Linked DNA regions of Homo sapiens: region 1 is linked to region 2. The links are chromatin loops, found by intact Hi-C in ENCODE. Cell type or tissue: K562. All regions are shown on one strand. Links, peaks and the distances in the headings refer to the core of each region. The heading gives the core; the rest is flanking DNA.

The links. Peaks named below come from ENCODE experiments on the same cell type or tissue, not always from the same donor. Only the 100,000 strongest peaks of a DNase experiment are listed, where the experiment ranks them.
Region 1: it touches region 2 in a loop (4-fold over the local background); 2 of 110 quality-filtered maps call a loop at or near these places.

Annotation. Positions count from the first base shown.
Region 1 is chr2:208,485,324-208,494,444 of GRCh38, forward strand. It overlaps PTH2R (parathyroid hormone 2 receptor), which reads left to right. Exons shown (of 13, transcript NM_005048.4): 11 at 3,689-3,827; 12 at 5,316-5,357; 13 at 7,941-9,121. The coding sequence ends at 8,336. Among named protein-coding and RNA genes, the nearest start is that of PTH2R, 83 kb to the left of the region's middle. In K562, for the core only: CTCF peaks have their summits at 4,001 and 4,546; a DNase peak (open chromatin) is centred at 4,088; H3K4me3 peaks cover 419 bases.
Region 2 is chr2:208,536,537-208,545,657 of GRCh38, forward strand. It overlaps LOC101927960 (a long non-coding RNA gene), which reads left to right and starts at 6,106. Exons shown (of 6, transcript NR_136588.1): 1 at 6,106-6,455. In K562, for the core only: no CTCF peak of the experiment used is centred there; DNase peaks (open chromatin) are centred at 5,235, 5,605 and 6,105; H3K4me3 peaks cover 2,416 bases.

The DNA of each region.
Region 1 (9,121 bases), core at 786-8,785, 51 kb before region 2:
CCCTTGGACACAGACCACACCATGTTTCCAGCAAACCAGAAGACTGCTATCAGTTGGTACATCCCTGAATCATCTTATTGGACAGCTGTGCATTTTCAGAGAGCCAGGGTATAAAAACGTACAATGTGCATGGGTGGCCATATGGACGCTGAAAAAAATCAGTGCCCAGGATTGCTACATGATTTGAATAGAGAGTAAAAGTCCATTTTAAGTGAACAGCCAGACCCATGACCCATGTACACATTTGCCTGGCATATGCAAACTAGCAAAGCTCATCAGTATTCACAGGGCTATAATTAGTTACATTCCACTGGACAGAATTTGTATTTCTATGGGCAGGAATTATTTGCATTACTGTGGTAGGCATATTTCTATATTGGCCCCCAAGATTCCTGCCCATGGGTGTATAAGCCTTGTAAAATCCTGCTCCCCCAATACCCTTCGCCTTGAGTGTGGTTAAGACCTATGATGGGGTAGCCTTTCCATTGGTTAGTTTACTTTATATGACAAAGATGTTAGGATAGTCATTCCTGTGATTATGATGTGTTATATAAGATTCCATCCTGTGAGCTTGGAGCGAGATTCTCCTGCTGGCTTTGAGGAAGCAATCTGACATGTTGTGAGGGCCTATAGCTAGAACCTGAGAAAAGCCTGCAGGTATTGTGTGACCACTGGTTGACAGCCAAAAAACAGCCCCGCAACTGCAAGAATCTGAGATTTTTCAAGCAACCTGAATGAACTTAGAAGTGAACCCTGAGGCCCAGATAAGAATGCAGCCAACACTTTAATTTCAGCCTTGAGAGACTGTGGGCCAGGGGCCCAGGGTATGTGCCTGGACTCCTAGCCTATAGAAACTGAGAGAGAACAAATGAGTATTGTTTTAAACCACTAAATTCATACTAGTTTGTTATACAATAGAAAATGAATATAATTACTACCTGTTTTTAATAAACAAACTTCTATCTCCATGGAGTTATAGAAGAGCTTAGTCCTAGAAAAAAAGGGAGAAAAACCCAGATGGCTGAGCCTGGAGGATACCCACTACATTTTGGTTGCCTAAAGCAAATTTTCCTTATTCTGCATTGAACCAAACTGTCCCCAATGTTTACATTTGTGATAATTTCACAATGTGCTACACTGGTGTATTTTTTGTTTTAACTTAATTTTGGGCTCCTAGTCATACACAGTAGGAAAAATCAGTAGCTTGATTTTGAGAACGGTCTCTGGGAGGATTTACCCTTTCATCTTAAAGGAGGAAATATAATTTTTGTTTAAGAGTGATGTTAGACAAGACTTTCAAGGTTTTGCAAGTGAGTTAATTCTGTCCCCTTTTATCTGATTAGGCTGAACTAAAATGCCATGAAGGCACTCAGTGTCCTGCCCACATAGGCAGTGGTGGGAAGGGGGCACTCACCATCAGGATTCAGGAGAACAAGCACATCCCAGGGAGCCCTGACGGTTGAAAGGACCAGTTAGGTCAGAGGAACCCACTGTTTATCAAGGATCTTGCCTTGGATGGAATAGATTTAAGGTAGAATCTTCATATTGAATAGGCTGTAGGTAACTCAAAGTAGGAGGTGTGAGTACCAGGAGCAGCATAGGAGAAAGCCCGTAGGCTGCAGGGAAGCTCTGAATGTGAGGATGAGTGGGTGGAGCAGATGGTTCAGGTACTAGTGAGAGATAAGACAGGCAGAGGACAATGAGGTGTAGGAAATGTACAACTCTACCTACTTCTACATTAGGCATTTCAATATGATTTCAACATGATTTTATGGGACATTCTAGCTCCTATTGTCAAGAGGGTTATGATAGGAAAGTGTATGTACATGGAAGATGATTCCCAGTAAAGCCTGAGAATATTATAGCTCATATGGACTTCTAGGCCCTATTTCCTCATTTTGGAGATAAAACTAAATCACACTCACACAGGTAGTTAATATCAAGTATGGAACCTGAATCAAGATCTCTGTAGCCTTAGTCTAGTGTGATCTGTACTCACTCATACAGCTTATTTCCAAGAAGAAAAACAGATAAATAAAGCAGCAGGAGGAAAGACTAGTGAGAAAGGAAGAGGGTCAATTGTTTGAGATTATTAGAGTGTAAATAATTCACAGAGAAAGGGAGATATTTGCAATAATTATGAAAGAAGAAGCCAGATTTGGCAATTTCTTGGATAAAAAGTATAACCTCACCCACTCCAGGAAAACCTCCCAGAAAATAGTATGCTTGAGGGTGCTAGCTATCTATTGCTGCAAAAGGAATGACCACAAACCTAGCGGCTTAAAACAACTCCCTTGCTATTTCCCAGTTTCTGTAGGTCAGGAATCTGGGTATGGATCCCCTGCTTCAGGATCTCTTACCAGGCTGCAATTGATTTGTCAGCTGGGGCTGTGGTCTTATCCTAAGGTTGGACTGGGGAAGAATCTACTTCTAAGTTCATGTGATTGTTGGTAGGATTCAGTTACTTGCTGGCTGTTGTCCAGATGCCACCTTTCCTTGCTACATGGGCCTCTCAGTATAGCAGCTCACAACATGGTGGCTTGCTTCATCGAACCAAGCAAGAGAGCCAGTCTGCTAGTGAGATGAAAGTTACAGCCTTATGCAATGTAATCTCAGAAGTGGGATGCTGTCATCTTTGCCATAATCTACTGGTTAGACACAAGTCCCAGGTCTTGCCTACACTTAGAGGGAAAGGATAAAACAGGGGCAAAAATAGCAGGAGGGGGGATCATGGAAGCCCACTTAGAATAACCATCATATTGGAAAGCCTGGAATTCTTCCAAATACTTAAGAAAACTTGTAGAAAGAGGCAGTTAAGGAGAATGATGAAACTATATCAAACTACTTAGTTTGCCAAAAAGACAGACAAAATAGACCTAAAGGCACCTTGAGACAGAGTATTTGGCAGAGAATATTCAGAGAAGTCAAGATGAACTGACCACATATGGCTCATAGAAAAATATAAAATGTCTCCCAAAATAAGCATCATCAGTGAAAAATGGAGATACAAATGTAAGAAGAAACAAGGGAGTAATTGATTTTAAAATGAACAAAATAAGCTAAACTACTTCTATGAAAGTAAAGGCAGTTAATCTGGATAGAAGTAACACTTCTTTAAGTCTCAAATATAGAAGTTAAAGGAAACTTAGGACAGAAAAAAGGCATTTTACAACTTTATGTAAATAGACTCCTTTAAGCAAGAGGAGTGGAAATAAGACTGGAGAGATTTAGGGGCTAGCAATTACAGGGAGTGAGAATAAACTACCTGGTTTAGTATGTAAGTGACAGAAAGAGGAGGGAAGGGAAAAAACTAGCAGAAGCAGTGGGATCCAAAGAGATAGAGAAAGGTCAGCCCAAGCCTGGGCAACATGGCGAGACCCCGTCTCTACAAAAAAATTAAAAAAATATTCAGGCATGGTGGCAAGCACCTGTAGTCACAGCTACTTGGGATGCTGAGACAGGAGGATTGCTTGAGCTCAGGAGGTCGACACTGCAGTAAGCTGTGATCACGCCACTGTACGCCAGCCTGGGAGACAGATAGAGTGAAACCCTGTCTCAAGAAAAGATAAAAAGAAAGTGTCAGCCCCACCCCCATTAGCTCTGCTAAGTTTTTTTTTTCCTCCAGCACGCTGTCTTTACTGAAAGGCACTCTAGTTAATGAATGAAAAGACTTGCTGTTCTCCTTTAGGAAACTGGCCAAATCGACACTGGTCCTGGTCCTAGTCTTTGGAGTGCATTACATCGTGTTCGTATGCCTGCCTCACTCCTTCACTGGGCTCGGGTGGGAGATCCGCATGCACTGTGAGCTCTTCTTCAACTCCTTTCAGGTAAAGGGTGCTGCCTAGTCATCTGATTCTTGTAATTTGCAGTTTTTTTTCCTTTTGGTCACTTACAACCTTTTTCTCTGCACTCTCTCTGGCTTTGATGCACCTGTCTGGGGAGTTGGGGGGTGCAGAAAGGTCAATATTTCTATAGTGCCTGTGCTTTTCTGTCCTATAGAGGTCAGGTTAATCCTCTGCTCACAGCAGGAGCAGTTCTGGAGCTGTTCGTCACACAAAAAAAGCCTGGACAGAGAGATAAGGAACATCTTGTTGTAAAATATGTAACACCTATAAGAATGAGGACCTCTGCTTGTGTGTATGGAAGATAAACAAAAGTAAAAGAAGGTGAAGGCAGGAAAGAGCAAAAAGGAGTGGGGAGGGGAGACAAAACTGAGGAAGAGGTTGCTGGCACACATTTTATCTCATTTGAAGCTGTAATTACCATCATCTCGCACATGGATTACTCTTTGTCCTGCTTACTCATTTGCTAGTCCACATATGATAGTCTGGAGAATCTTAAGAATATACATTTGATCATGTCATATACTTGCCAGAAATACTCAAAGATTTCCAGTTGCAGTCAAACTAAAACTCACATACCATTGTTTGGCATACACAGCCCTGCATGTCGTGGAGCCTGTCTGCCTCTCACCCTGTATCACACCAGCCTCCATGTAGCTCATTAAGTTAGGGCACAATATTGCTTCCATACGTTCTGTTGCTTAAGTTCACCTCTGCCTCTAGGGCTCACACTTGTATTCCTTTTGCCTGGACTGCTTTTTCCCCAAATATTTACACAGCTGGCTACTTGTTCTTGTCACTCAAACACACTTGAGTATCACTCTCAGAGATACTTTGTTGAGTTCCTCATCTAATACATCCACTACATTACTCTTTTTAAAATCACTCATTTCTTTTCTTGCATAACCCTTCTCATTTTGCATTTTTCTCATGTGCTATTTGTTTATATTTTATCCATGTCTCTTCCTTTCTAGAACAGGGAACTTGTCTGTTTTGTTTACATTGTTTATCCCTGCCCCTGTCATGCTGAACAGCTACCACACTGCATAAGCTCAGTAAATATTTTTGAATGAACGAAATAAAAGGTTTCTTTGTATTCTTACCATACAATACTTTATGTTTGTAGTTTTCAGCATTTACAGCTTATAACTTCCTCTTACCAAGCAGAGGATAGGTATTATGTGATCCATGGGTCACAACATAAATGAAACTAATAGGATAGAAACCTATTCCTTGTGTATCTTGGAATGCTTTATTTAGTGACTTATTTGGTTCAGCTGACACCAAGGAAAGACGTCAAACAAATTTAATGTAAACATAAGGATTTGGAAACACTAGGAGAGAATAATTTGTATATAATTCTCTGAAGGAATCATAAAAAACAATTTTTGGACGTACACATTTTGGCACAAGATGCTTAAGTGCTGTGAGTTTCTGAGTTGGCAGTGGGCTGACTTTCTCTTTTGTCTGCAGGGTTTCTTTGTGTCTATCATCTACTGCTACTGCAATGGAGAGGTAGGTTTGTAGGAACCTTGGACAGGTCTCGCTTCAGCTTGTAAATGGCCATCACAATGTATCCTGAATCTCTTTAGAATTTCCAGGATTTCCAGGATGGAATGGGTGAGGAGAAGGAAGCTATTTTAATCATAAATTATTTTGGAAAAGAAAGAATTAGTGCAAATAACCTAAAGTCTTCCTCTTCTAGCACTTTTAAATGTGAACTCATCTGTACACTCTGACATTAAAAAGCAACTTGTTGGAATACAAACAGACACTTGGATGGACAGTGAACATCATATTCTGGTTAATACTTAAACTTCTATTCCATTTTAAGTTCTGTACAAAACTTATTAGTTTCCCTGGGACAAATTCATTCAAATATTTTGATGTTTTTTGAACTATAAGATGATGATGGGACAATTTTAGTTCATTTAGGAGTTGGCTGGAGAGAAGTAACTACACTAGATAATAATACATTTTACCTTGTAACTTTTAATATGCCCTGCTGTTGGATGAGCTGCCATGTTTCTTCTCTCAAATTTTAAGCTTGCTGCAGGCCCCAGAAGTGCACAGATACTTTTATTGCGGTACACCAGCTGATGCTTCTGACCATGTTTAGGGTTTGGACATTGTGGCATGCTAGTCCAGTGCTTGCAGAAAGAGCTTAAATTAATTTCCTGACTTACTTGTGTATTGTTCTTACCTTATTTTGCAGGAGGGGTAAGTAGGTCAGTTTAAGAGTTAAAGAAAGAGGAAAGAAACCCAAAAAGCACTCAACAGTCAAAGATGGGTTTATTTAGGAGAATAAACCTGGGAGGGGCTTCTGGCCAAGTTAGGTCAGAGAGCCTTCTCTCTTACAGACTAAGAGTTTTTAAGGGTTCAGGGTGGGAGAGCTTATCACAGGCTTGGACTGCTTCTGTATCTCTTTGTCTTGCTTATCTGGGAGGGAGAATTTTTGTGTTTTATCCATACATCTTCCTGCAGCTGCAGGCACAGCCCCTCCTACCCCCCGCCCCCCAAGTCTGCTTTTAGCTTCCATATCTTGGTGCACCTAAAGGGAAAGGAATGTATTTATTAGGACCCACTGTTTTACTGGGGTCCATTGTAGACTGTGAAGTTTTGTGGTTACCCAAGAGACTTTCTCCACTTCCTCTGTGCCCGAGCTGTCTTATCAGTGTTTTATACTGTCTGCTCTTTCTGGCTGCTTGTTGTTAGAAGGGAAGTGATTTCCTCAAAATGCATGAGGTTAGAAAGGGAGCTGGACTTAAAGTGGTGGTGTTTATCCAAGATGATGGTGCTTCTGCTCTGTCAGTCAGGTGTTGATTTGTTTTTGCCAAGATGAACAGATAGAAGTTTGTTGTTTCAGGTGACATCAGCATACTGGATTTCCACTGCTTCCCATGGAACTTCCAAATAAACTCTCTTCTGAAAAGTGGCAATTGAAGTAGAAATGAATCTTCAGTAGTAGGAATGGAAATAAGAGCCCCACCCTATTAAGAATGCATTTGCAGTGCCTGCTTTTCTATCCACGAGCCTTCTTTTCTCACTCTGACTCCTTTAGGCTGCCGATGCAGATTGATAGCATGACAGTTACATTTCAAATTGAGTACCTTCTACGCCATTCCTCAGCCTCAGCTGGTGCCAAAGACATCAGCAATTTAAGTGGTGAAAACAGATTTTATTCAGTAACTACTGACAGCAGGGGAAAGAGCTGAGCCCAATTCCACTTCACACAGAAGTGATTTGGGCATTTTAAAGGGAGAATGAGGGAGGTGGAGTGTAAGGGCTCAGTAGAGTCAAAGAAGTGAAAAAATATTTGGTCAGTATAAACACGTTTAGGCCAGCTGTGCTAGCAATCAGGCAGTTATTTAAGATAGAATTCTATCTTCCCACAGAGACTGGGAGACAAGAGGCCTTATCCCTCTTGATTTTTATATTTTGAAGGGATGGCTCTCAGGTCCTTGAGAGAGATGCTTCTGAGTTAGAAGAGCTACATATTTACAATTGTGAACCTTTTTAGTAAATGCCCTAAGAAAGGGGAGTCATGGGCCTATCATCAGGTGTGTGCTGGCTAGAGCAAATAGTAAATTCTCCTGGCAGCACTGAGCTTTCTCAGGCAGGCACTATCAATGGCTGAGATCATCCTAGGGATGCCACCTTGTGCTGCTAGAACCATGCTTGAGTTTGGGCAGGTCTCAGTGCAGGGGTTCCAGTGGGCTTGTCATGTGCCACGCGAGAGTTCTGAAGTTCTCACTGGCAATGTTTATCTTGAGTTTCTCTTCCAACCCAGAATCTCCTTTTTTTCCTCTCCCATATGTCAGGTATTTCTATGGGCTGCATTTAAACTTCTGTTTAAAGTCTGATCTTGGACAAGTCCCTTCACCTCTCTCTAAGCTTCAATTTGCTCACCTCCAAAACTAACACCTGTCTTGAAGGTTTTTTGAGGTTGAGAGAAAGTCATAGATAAAGTCCCTGGCACGTAGAGGAACCTCAATCAATGATTATTGCTGTCATTGAAATCAAGGCAAACATCTTTGTAACAAGGCTGCAGGGTCTCCTTTAGGATTTCTCATGCACAGCATGTTTCTCGTGGCTTAGGTTCAGGCAGAGGTGAAGAAGATGTGGAGTCGGTGGAACCTCTCCGTGGACTGGAAAAGGACACCGCCATGTGGCAGCCGCAGATGCGGCTCAGTGCTCACCACCGTGACGCACAGCACCAGCAGCCAGTCACAGGTGGCGGCCAGCACACGCATGGTGCTTATCTCTGGCAAAGCTGCCAAGATCGCCAGCAGACAGCCTGACAGCCACATCACTTTACCTGGCTATGTCTGGAGTAACTCAGAGCAGGACTGCCTGCCACACTCTTTCCACGAGGAGACCAAGGAAGATAGTGGGAGGCAGGGAGATGATATTCTAATGGAGAAGCCTTCCAGGCCTATGGAATCTAACCCAGACACTGAAGGATGCCAAGGAGAAACTGAGGATGTTCTCTGAATGGACATTTGTGGCTGACTTTCATGGGCTGGTCCAATGGCTGGTTGTGTGAGAGGGCTTGGCTGATACTCCTATGCTTGAGTTCAAAGGCTGAAAATTCAGTTAAGGTGTTACTTAATAATAGTTTTTAGGCTCCATGAATTGGCTCCTGTAAATACTAACGACATGAAAATGCAAGTGTCAATGGAGTAGTTTATTACCTTCTATTGGCATCAAGTTTTCCTCTAAATTAATGTATGGTATTTGCTCTGTGATTGTTCATTTTTTTCTGCTACTTTTGGGTAGAAAAAAGATTCAATTGCTTGGCTGTAGCTTTCTCTCATATATATCACCCTAAATATAATGAAGATCTTTTAGTGTGTATCATTTTCCTTTTAGAAACTAGTATTCTCTTATTTCTTACTTTAATGTACTTCTATCACTGCATTTATTTTGCCTGTGCATAGGAGCAATTAGGATCTAAAAAAATATATGGGAAGATAAAAGATCTAAGAACAAGTACTTGCTGGAAAATTAGTTGGCTGGACATTGATAAAATAATGCATTTATAACAATTACATGTGTTTCTGGGAACAAGGAAAATTTCTCAAAAAAGAATATTTCACACATCCCTTCTTTTGAATGGCCTCTTTGTGACCAGCCAGACCTCAGGTCTTCACTCTTTCTTCTTTGTAAACTATGTCATGTGGAAAGATTTCCTCAGTTAGTGAGCTTGTGTCTGCAAATTGATTTTGTTTGTAATGTATTTTGATAGCAAATCATGCTGCATCTATATCTTTTTCTTG
Region 2 (9,121 bases), core at 810-8,809:
CAGTGGGGATTCTGTGTGGGGGCTCTGACCCCACATTTCCCTTCCATACTGCCCTAGCAGAGATTCTCCACGAGGGCTCCACCTCCACAGCACACATCTGCCTAGACATCCAGGTGTTTCCATACATCCTTTGAAATCTAGGCAGAGGTTCCAAAACTTCAGTTTTTGACTTCTGTGCACCTGCAGGCCCAACACCATGTGGAAGCTGCAAAAGGCTGGGGCTTGCACCCTCTGAAGCCATGGCTGGAGCTGTACCTTGGCCCCTTTTAGCTACAGCTGGAGTGGCTGGGATGCAGAGCACCAAGGCCATAGGCTTTGCACAGCAGGGGGGCCCTGGGCCAAGCCCATGAAAGCATTTTTTCCTCCTAGGACTATGGGCAGGCAGGCCAGTGATTGCAGGGGCTGCCTCAAAGTTCTCTGACATGCCCTGGAGATGTTTTCCCCATTGTCTGGGTGATTAGCATTTGGCACCTTGTTATTTATACAAATTTTATGCAGCTGGCTTGAATTTCTCCCCATAAAATGGGTTTTTCTTTTCCATAACATTGTCAGGCTGCAAATTTTCCAAACTTTTATGCTCTGCTTCCCTTTTAAACGTAAGTTCCAATTTCACATTCTCTCTCTCAAGTTCAAAGTTCCACAGATCTCTAGGGCAGGGGAAAAATGCTGCCAGTCTATTTGCATAGCAAGAGTGACCTTTCTCCAGTTCCCAACAAGTTCCTCATCTCCATCTGAGACCACCTCAGCCTGGATCTTATTGTCCATGTCACTATCAGCATTTTGGTCAATTCATTCAACAAGTCTTTAGGAAGTTCTAAACTTTACCACATTTTCGTATCTTCTTCTGAGTCCTCTAAACTGTTCCAACTTCTGTTCCCCAGTTCCAAAGTTGCTTCCATAATTTCAGTTATCGTTATAGCAGCACCCCACTTTACTGGTACCAATGTACTGTATTAGTCTATTCTTATGCTGCTAATATAGACATAACCAACACCAGCTAATTTGTAAAGGAAAGAGGTTTAATTGACTCACTGCTAAGCATGGCTGGGGAGGGCTTACAGTCATGGCAGAAGGCAAAGGAAGAGCAAAGGTATTTGTCTTACACGGCAGCCGGCAAGAGACTGTGTGCAGGGGAACTACCCTTTATAAAACCATCAGATCTCATGAGACTTATACACTATCATGAGAACAGCAAGGGAAAAATCTACCCCCATGATTTAATTACCTCCCACTGGGTCCCTCTCACAACACGTGGGAATTATGCAAACTACAATTCACGATGAGATTTTGGTAGGGACACAGCCAAACCATATCACTGTGGAATAGTATGTATCCATAAAAATGAATGAAATCATGTCCTTTGCAGCATCATGGATGCAGCTGGAGGCAATTATCCTAAACAAATTAATGCAGGAACAAAAAACCAAATACCATATGTTCTCGCATGTAAGTGGGAGCTAAACATTAGGTCCACATGGACATAAAGATGGAAACAATAGATACTGGGGTCTACTAAAGGAGAGAGAGAGGAGGCCGGGCGCGGTGGCTCAGGCCTGTAATCCCAGCACTTTGGGAGGCTGAGGCGGGTGGATCACGAAGTCAGGAGATCGAGACCATCCTGGCTAACAAGGTGAACCTCGTCTCTACTAAAAAATACAAAAAATTAGCTGGGTGTGGTGGCGGGCGCCTGCAGTCCCAGCTACTCAGGAGGTTGAGGCAGGAGAATGGCATGAACCCAGGAGGCAGAGGTTGCAGTGAGCCAAGATCGTGCCACAGCACTCCAGCCTGGGCGACAGAGCAAGACTCTGTCTCAAAAAAAAAAAAAAAAAAAAAAAAAGAGGAGGGAGAGAGGAAGGAGGGCAAGGGTTGAAAAATTACCTATTGGGTACTATGCTCACTACCTGGGTGACAAGTTCAGCCATAACCCAAACCTCAGCATCGTGAGAAATACTTTTGCAACAAACCTGCACATGTACCCCTGATTCTAAAATAAAAGTTGAAAAGGAAAAAAAAATGGTCCCTAAAATACAAAATATGGTATAGTAGGTACAAAACCATCCTTATTAGAAATGAATTAGAAGGTGTTATAAAACTTAGTTGGTACAATTAATATTACATCTAATAAATCTAATTGTTTCTTTTGGGTGAAGTTGCAAAAACAATGATAAGACTTATGGGACTAAATTGTTTCTGTAGTCCTCTTACTCTTTATACTTAATGAAAATATGTCTTCTCAGAATTGAGTTTTTAAAAATTGTTTTCCCCAAATCAAAGGTTACAATTTAAACATCTTTTTGTGTGTTTTGCTTACTGTGTTCCCACTTTCTCAAGAAATAGAAAAATGCACAATATCTTTGTGAAATATTTATTTCATGAACTTTAAATAAAATTGCTATGATACAAAGAGATGGATGACACATTTAAATCAGAGAGTTAGAAAAATGGTTCTTTGCTTAAAATGTCAGTAAAATCAGCCACATCTAGACCTCCAAATTCATCCCCACTTTAAAGCCACTTTAAAGTGATTTTAGTGAGTTTGGGCGAAACTTATTTCAGGTTTAAGAACAGCTGGGGTTTTTTTGTCCCTTTCAGAAGTCACTTCCAAAAAAAACTGTTTATTAAAAATTTTAAATCTAAAAGTTTAAAATTCAAAACCAATTCAACAGTAGGTGTAGCCTACAAAGCAGTAAGTGTAAAATGGTCAGGAATGAATCAGCAACAGTAGGGAAAGCTGGTCTAACAATCTGACAGAGAGGCTATTATGGCATCTACAGCTCTGCCTAATGGAAGAGGATTTTGAAAACTGAATTAAAGCTGAAAACTGCCACATATACCAAAGTATATGTTTCAAAAAACAAAGCCAGCAGTCAGAAGGGGCAGAGAGGGAAAGAGCGAGAGAGTGAGAGAGTGAGAGCAAGAGTGAGTGAGCGAGTGAGAGAGAGAGAGAGAATAAGCTTCAGGAATGCACAAAGAAAAATGTCATTCGTATTATGCAAATTAGAACTTAAAGCAGTGTCATAAGCAAAAACTGAGATTTTTCTGTCATTAATAAATTCCCTAATAGAAACTGCAATGATCAACTGTTCAGATTATCAAAGAACACCAAAGATTATAGAAGAAGACCAGCAAAATTATATAATCATGAAAAAGAGTATTAAGACAAATTCTTCAGCCAGGTAATCCTTAATGATACAGGATTTAAAGTCAATATCATTTGTAAGTATTGGTATCTAGTTAACTATATTGTACACAAATTAAATATTGTATTTAGGAAATTGTTATCTGGTATCAGTGTTTCTCAGCCTGTTTTTTTTTTTAAATTATCAGCCCCATATAAAGAAAAAATTTAATTTAAATTTACCTTTTACCTAATGAGATAATTGAATACTAAAGAATAATATTTTGCTGGGTAAGTTACAAACCCAGCAAGATTTGCTGCCCTGTCTCCACCAAAAGAACTGATCTTACTTCCTTGGGGGGCAATATTGCTGTAGTTGAGAAGGCACGTTCTATTTGAATTCAATTTTTCTCATTTTTTAATATCAACCATTTCAAAATCTTTCCAATTACAGGTAAAAAAAATGAGAACATTGGCCGGGCGCGGTGGCTCACGCCTGTAATCCCAGCATTTTGGGAGGCCGAGGCAGGCGAATCACGAGGTCAGGAGATCGAGACCATCCTAACTAACATGGTGAAACCCCATCTCTACTAAAAAGACAAAAACAGAATTTGCCGGGTGTGGTGGCGGTCACCTGTAGTCCCAGCTACTCGGGAAGCTGAGGCAGGAGAATGGCGTGAACCCGGGAGGTGGAGCTTGCAGTGAACCGAGACTGCATCACTGCGCTCCAGCCTGGGTGACAGAGCGAGACTCCGTCTCAAAAAAAAAAAAAAAAAGAACCTCAGTGGGAAAATTACTTACCTTTTACAAACCTATTTATCCTTTGTTAAGTGGGGTTAATTGCCTGATCTCTCTCCTTTTTGATGGGAGCTGAGCCACGTGTAGGTATGTCTGGAAGAAAACCCAGTGACAGGGAAGTGGGCCTCTTCCCATAATGTTGGGGGCTAGGAGGAGTCCACAAACATTCCAAGAGAGAAGTATTGAAGGTACATTGTCTAGACTGGGAACAGAATAAATACCAGGAACTAAAATCCAAGGGATCATTTGAGATGTGAAGCCAGATAGCACAAATTTTGATTTTAGAGATGTTTACATGGGAGGTTGGAGGTTCTTCAAGACTTTCACAGACCATGTATTTTAACACACATTTGTAGTCAGCCCTTTTTTTAGGTCTTGTAGCTTCTTTTACTTTTTCCTAATTAACTGAAGTCCATACTTTATTTGGATTTCCTTAGTTCTAGCATTGCATTGTTCCTTTTTAAAAACCTTTTATTTTAAGTTCAGGGGTGCATGTGCAGGTTTGCTACATAGGTAAACTTGTGTCATGGGGGTTTGTACAGATTATTTCATCACCCAGGTATTAAGCCTCATACCCTTAGTAATTTTTTCCGATTTTCTCCCTTCTCTCACCTTCTACCCTCTGATAGGTCCCAGTCGTGTTGTTCCCCTGTATGTGTCCATGTGTTCTCATCATTTATCTCCCATTTGTAGAACATGCAGTATTTGGTTTTCTGTTCCTGTGTTAGCTGAGGATAATGGCCACCAAATCCATCCATGTATCTGCAAAAGACATAATCTCATTTTTTTTAATTGGCTGCATCGTATTCCAAGGTGTATATGTGCCACATTTTCTTTATTCAGTCTACCATCGATGGGCATTTAGGTTGATTCCATGTCTTTGCTATTACGAATAAATGTGGCAATAAACATACATGTGCATGTGTCTTAAAGTCATATTTTTTGTTGTGCTTCCTTTTGCAACTCCCTTTTAGAAATAGATGTTGTGACTCTTCTCAGTTTTTCTCCTTCCATCTTTTCCTCATTCTTGAGGTCTGATGTAGAAACATTGCTGGTCCACAGTAAAATTCACATTGAAAATCTGCTCTGGAGGATGTGATTCTCAAAATTTTTAAAGCTATGCTTGTGAAGTGTTGGGTTGGGTGTGTTTCTAAATGTTCTTTGCCAGCTGAGATCTGGATGTGATCTCTGAGATTTGGTTTCAATCTCCTTAGTAACAGAAGAATTCATCCTTCCCCATGCGAGAGTCATTTCTTATGAAACTCATCAACATTCTGTGTCAAAGAAAATGTAAGTAGTTGAGGTAATGTTTTCTTATCAGCTAGGAACAAACTTCTATCCCTACACTGTTACAGAGCCTAACCAGCTTGCTGCCACACGCGCTAGAAGCCAATACTATGACACCAGGATTTTTGGGAAAAATAAAGCCTTCTATTGAAATCTGGCCAACAAGGAGACAGGAATCCAGCTCAAATTTATTCCCTGTGCTGTCTTTAAGGCAGTAATTTGATTAGACAAGATTTAGGTGGTGGAATCTGGGATTAATAGGTGATTGGTGGAAGGAAAGGGAGGTCTGGAAAATCCTTGGGCATGCTCAGTTATCTCTTCACACTACCTCATGGATAACATGTGCAAATTTGGGGAGGAGTTAGTATGAAACATGCAGTGCAAATTCGGGTTGTGACATCAGCAAGCTGGTTCTGTGCAGAATCTAGTTGGCCATATTGATTGCAACCAATTTTAGCTAGTTGTGTTATCTTGCAAGCAGACACAGTTTCAGTGGTTTTGCAAGTTCTTTCTTTTCTTATCTATCATCCTGCAAACTCAAGAATTTCTGTTAGTCGTTGGTGTGTTTAACTCTTTGGGGCATAGTTTCAACACTATTCCTAAATATTAGGTTGATGCAAAAGTAACTGTGGTTTTTGCCTTACTTTTAACTACAAAAACTGCAATTACCTTTGCACCAACTTACTACATTCAATGACCTCACGTAAGAAGCAGAGGTAAATTTTCCAGTCTGTTAACTCTGCAATTAATGGAAAACTAATGGAAAACATTTTGGACAGCTTATTCCTCCATGTAAATGTTTAACACTATTAATTATTTCTGGATTATTAGTCAGAGTTCTCCAGAGGGATAAAACTAATAGGGCATATGTATATATGAAGGGGAGTTTCTTGAGGAGAGCTGACTCACATGATTACAAGGTGAAGTCCCATGATATGCTGTCTGCAAGCTGAGGAAGAAGGAAGCCAATAGTGGCTCAGTCAGAGTTCAGAAGCCTCAAAAGCAGGGAAGCTGATAGTATAGCCTTCAGTCTGTGGCTGAAGGCCTGAGAGCCCCTGGAAAACCACTGGTGTAAGTCCAAGAGTCCAGAAGCTGAAGAACCTGGAGTCTGATGACCAAGGGCAGGAAGCATCCAGCACGGGACAAAGAAGAAAGCCAGAAGACTCAGCAAGCCAGCTCATCTCACTTTCTTCTGCCTACTTTGTTGTAGCTGAGCTGGCAGCCAGTTGGATGGTGCACACTCACATTGAGGGTGAGTCTTCCTCTCCCAGTCCACTGACTCAAATGTTGATCTCCTCTGGCAACACCCTCACAGACATACCTAGAAACAATACCAGCTATCTAGGCATCCTTCAATCCAATCAAGTTGACACCTAATATTAGCCATCACACTGATGATCAGATTTTCAAAAACATGTTGTATTAGAAATTTGGCTGTATTTCTATGACTATTCTTTTATGAAAACTGTCTCACCAAGATATTGCAATACATCTCCATGGGCAGTTTCTTACAATGCCCACATGTAGTGACAGTTTATTTCTTTATGTTTATTTTTCCATTCATTAATTTTTTGAAGAGAAAGACTAAATTTAATACAAACTCACTAGTTCAATTCAAGTAGAGGTGATTGTTCAGAAGAAAACTTGGAAAAAGATGAGTGTTTTAGAGACTGTGGAACCAATATGAGAAGGAGCTCAGTCAAAAACTCTGACTCTATTTCTGACTGGAAGACAAAATGGTGGCCGAGACCGTCTCTGCCTCTCCCTTTTCTCTCTCTGGTTTGGTAGGACTATTTCCGGATTTTATCTGTTATCATCTAGGCTAAAGTTTAAATTCCCCAGAAAAGCTTCTTTTATAGGGTTGGGGAGAAATGGTGAAGCCCATCTCAATGTGGAATTAAAGATGTGTGAGTCATCTCAGAACTTCAAATCCTACATTTAATATGGAGATTGTATATCACAAAAACAATGTTCAGAGGCATTGGTAGAGTTGCTATCTAGATATAAGAACTGGGAAGTAACACAGAGGGAAGTAGAAACAAAGCAAGCTTGGTAGGAAGCAAGAAATTCCCAACACACAGATACTTTGGGCAGTGTAAGAAGTATCTTTATTCAATCATTAGATTTGCCCGAGATGTGTCAACTTCAAAGAAATGTGGGAAACTCATTTCTCTCTGATGTGGAGGAATTACTTATATTTAACAGAATCCCAGAGTTTTGTTTTATTGCACTTATAGTTCATTTGAAACACTTTCCTGTGTACTTTTAGAATTAGAGTTGCATCTGCCTGAGAATAATTAAGAGTGCCGGCATTATAATACTACTGCTGAAGCAATGGTTTTGAATGTTTTAGTTCATTTCACCTTAGTATTCAGTGAAAATGAATGACTAGAAAATGGTAAAAGATGGCTGTGTTAATACTAATGATTAATTGCATAGGTTTCATAATCATAACACTGTTGAAGCAAAGATGGGAGACATGAAGGCTGTGAAAACAGCATCCCTTTTACTGTGTTACTTTTACATGAATAATTGTGTATTCAACCATCAGATAAAAAGGAACAAACTTTAAAACTATGACTCTGGGTAACAATGCAAATATAGGATTCCTGTGTCATATGTTATACTAGAATAAAGTCAAAATTGATCAAATAATTATTTAAAAAGTTAAAGCATGTGGGGAATTTTTTTATTATTCAAAGTAAAAAAGGTCTTTCTAACTGATATAAAGGCCAGAACGACTCAAAGTAAAGGCTAATTTTCTCTATTACAAAAGTAATCTGTACTGCATGATCGATGATGAAGCAGAAAGTGAATATTGGCAACTCATACTAAAGACAAGTAATTCTTATAATTAATTTTATATATTTCTGAATATACAAAAAAATCCAAAGCACTTCAAGAAAGAATCAAGTAAAAAATAAAAATGTAATAGGAAAATGGCAAAGGAGCCATCATTTCTACTTAAAGTTAGAGGTAAAAACAAATACATGCAACAGTAATATATATTTTGTCTTCTTGTTTGTTTAAATAAATAAAAATAGTCTATTTTGATAGAAAAGAAGCTAAAACTGCCATGACTAAACCCTAATTTTCAGCGTGTTTGCCTAGAGATTCAGAATCCTAAAACCCGTCAGTTGCTGACACCATAGGTATATTATAAGGTAGATTACTTACCAAAAAACTATGTGTCAAAATTCAGGGAGACTGCAAATATCTGTGGTAGAGATGAAAGTGTTCTGATTAGGAATAAATAATGTATTTCCAGACAATTATTAAATGTCACATAAGCAACAGAAAGGCAACTCAAGATACCAATCTCTTTGATACAGATTAAAAAAATTTTTTTTTGTTTAAAATGATGGGAATAAATCACAAACATATAGATAGCTTCCATTTGACCAGGATGTAGCAGTTAAATGTTTCCAGATGTCACATGTAAAAGATGGATTACTAATATAAAATTTAAAACCCTATCAGTAAGAATCATATACATACCTTTTCAATTTAGTTTGTATTATTCTTCAGGTTATACCAGTCCTAGCTGTCTGGAGTTTATGGGAAAAGCAATGAATCATATAATGCAAACATGAAAGAGATCTAGGAATTATCTAGCTGTTTTTTATTAATATTGCATGTGCTATTTAATGTGAATTTCAAGTCAAAACTTTATAAACATCTTTTACATGCATCATATTTATCCTCACATTAACTGAAAAGTAGGTACACTCAGCAATACCACTACTACATTACAGGTGAGGAAACTGACCACAGAAGTAAAAAACCTGTAGCAGAGGCTGTCAGTTGCCTGCCTATGTCTCCTCTGGAGTACCCTTTCCTGTGTACAGTAATCACATGGCTTCCAGCTGGAGGCACCTGCGATTGTTTGCTTGCAGGCTTTTTCTGACTGCTGGGAGC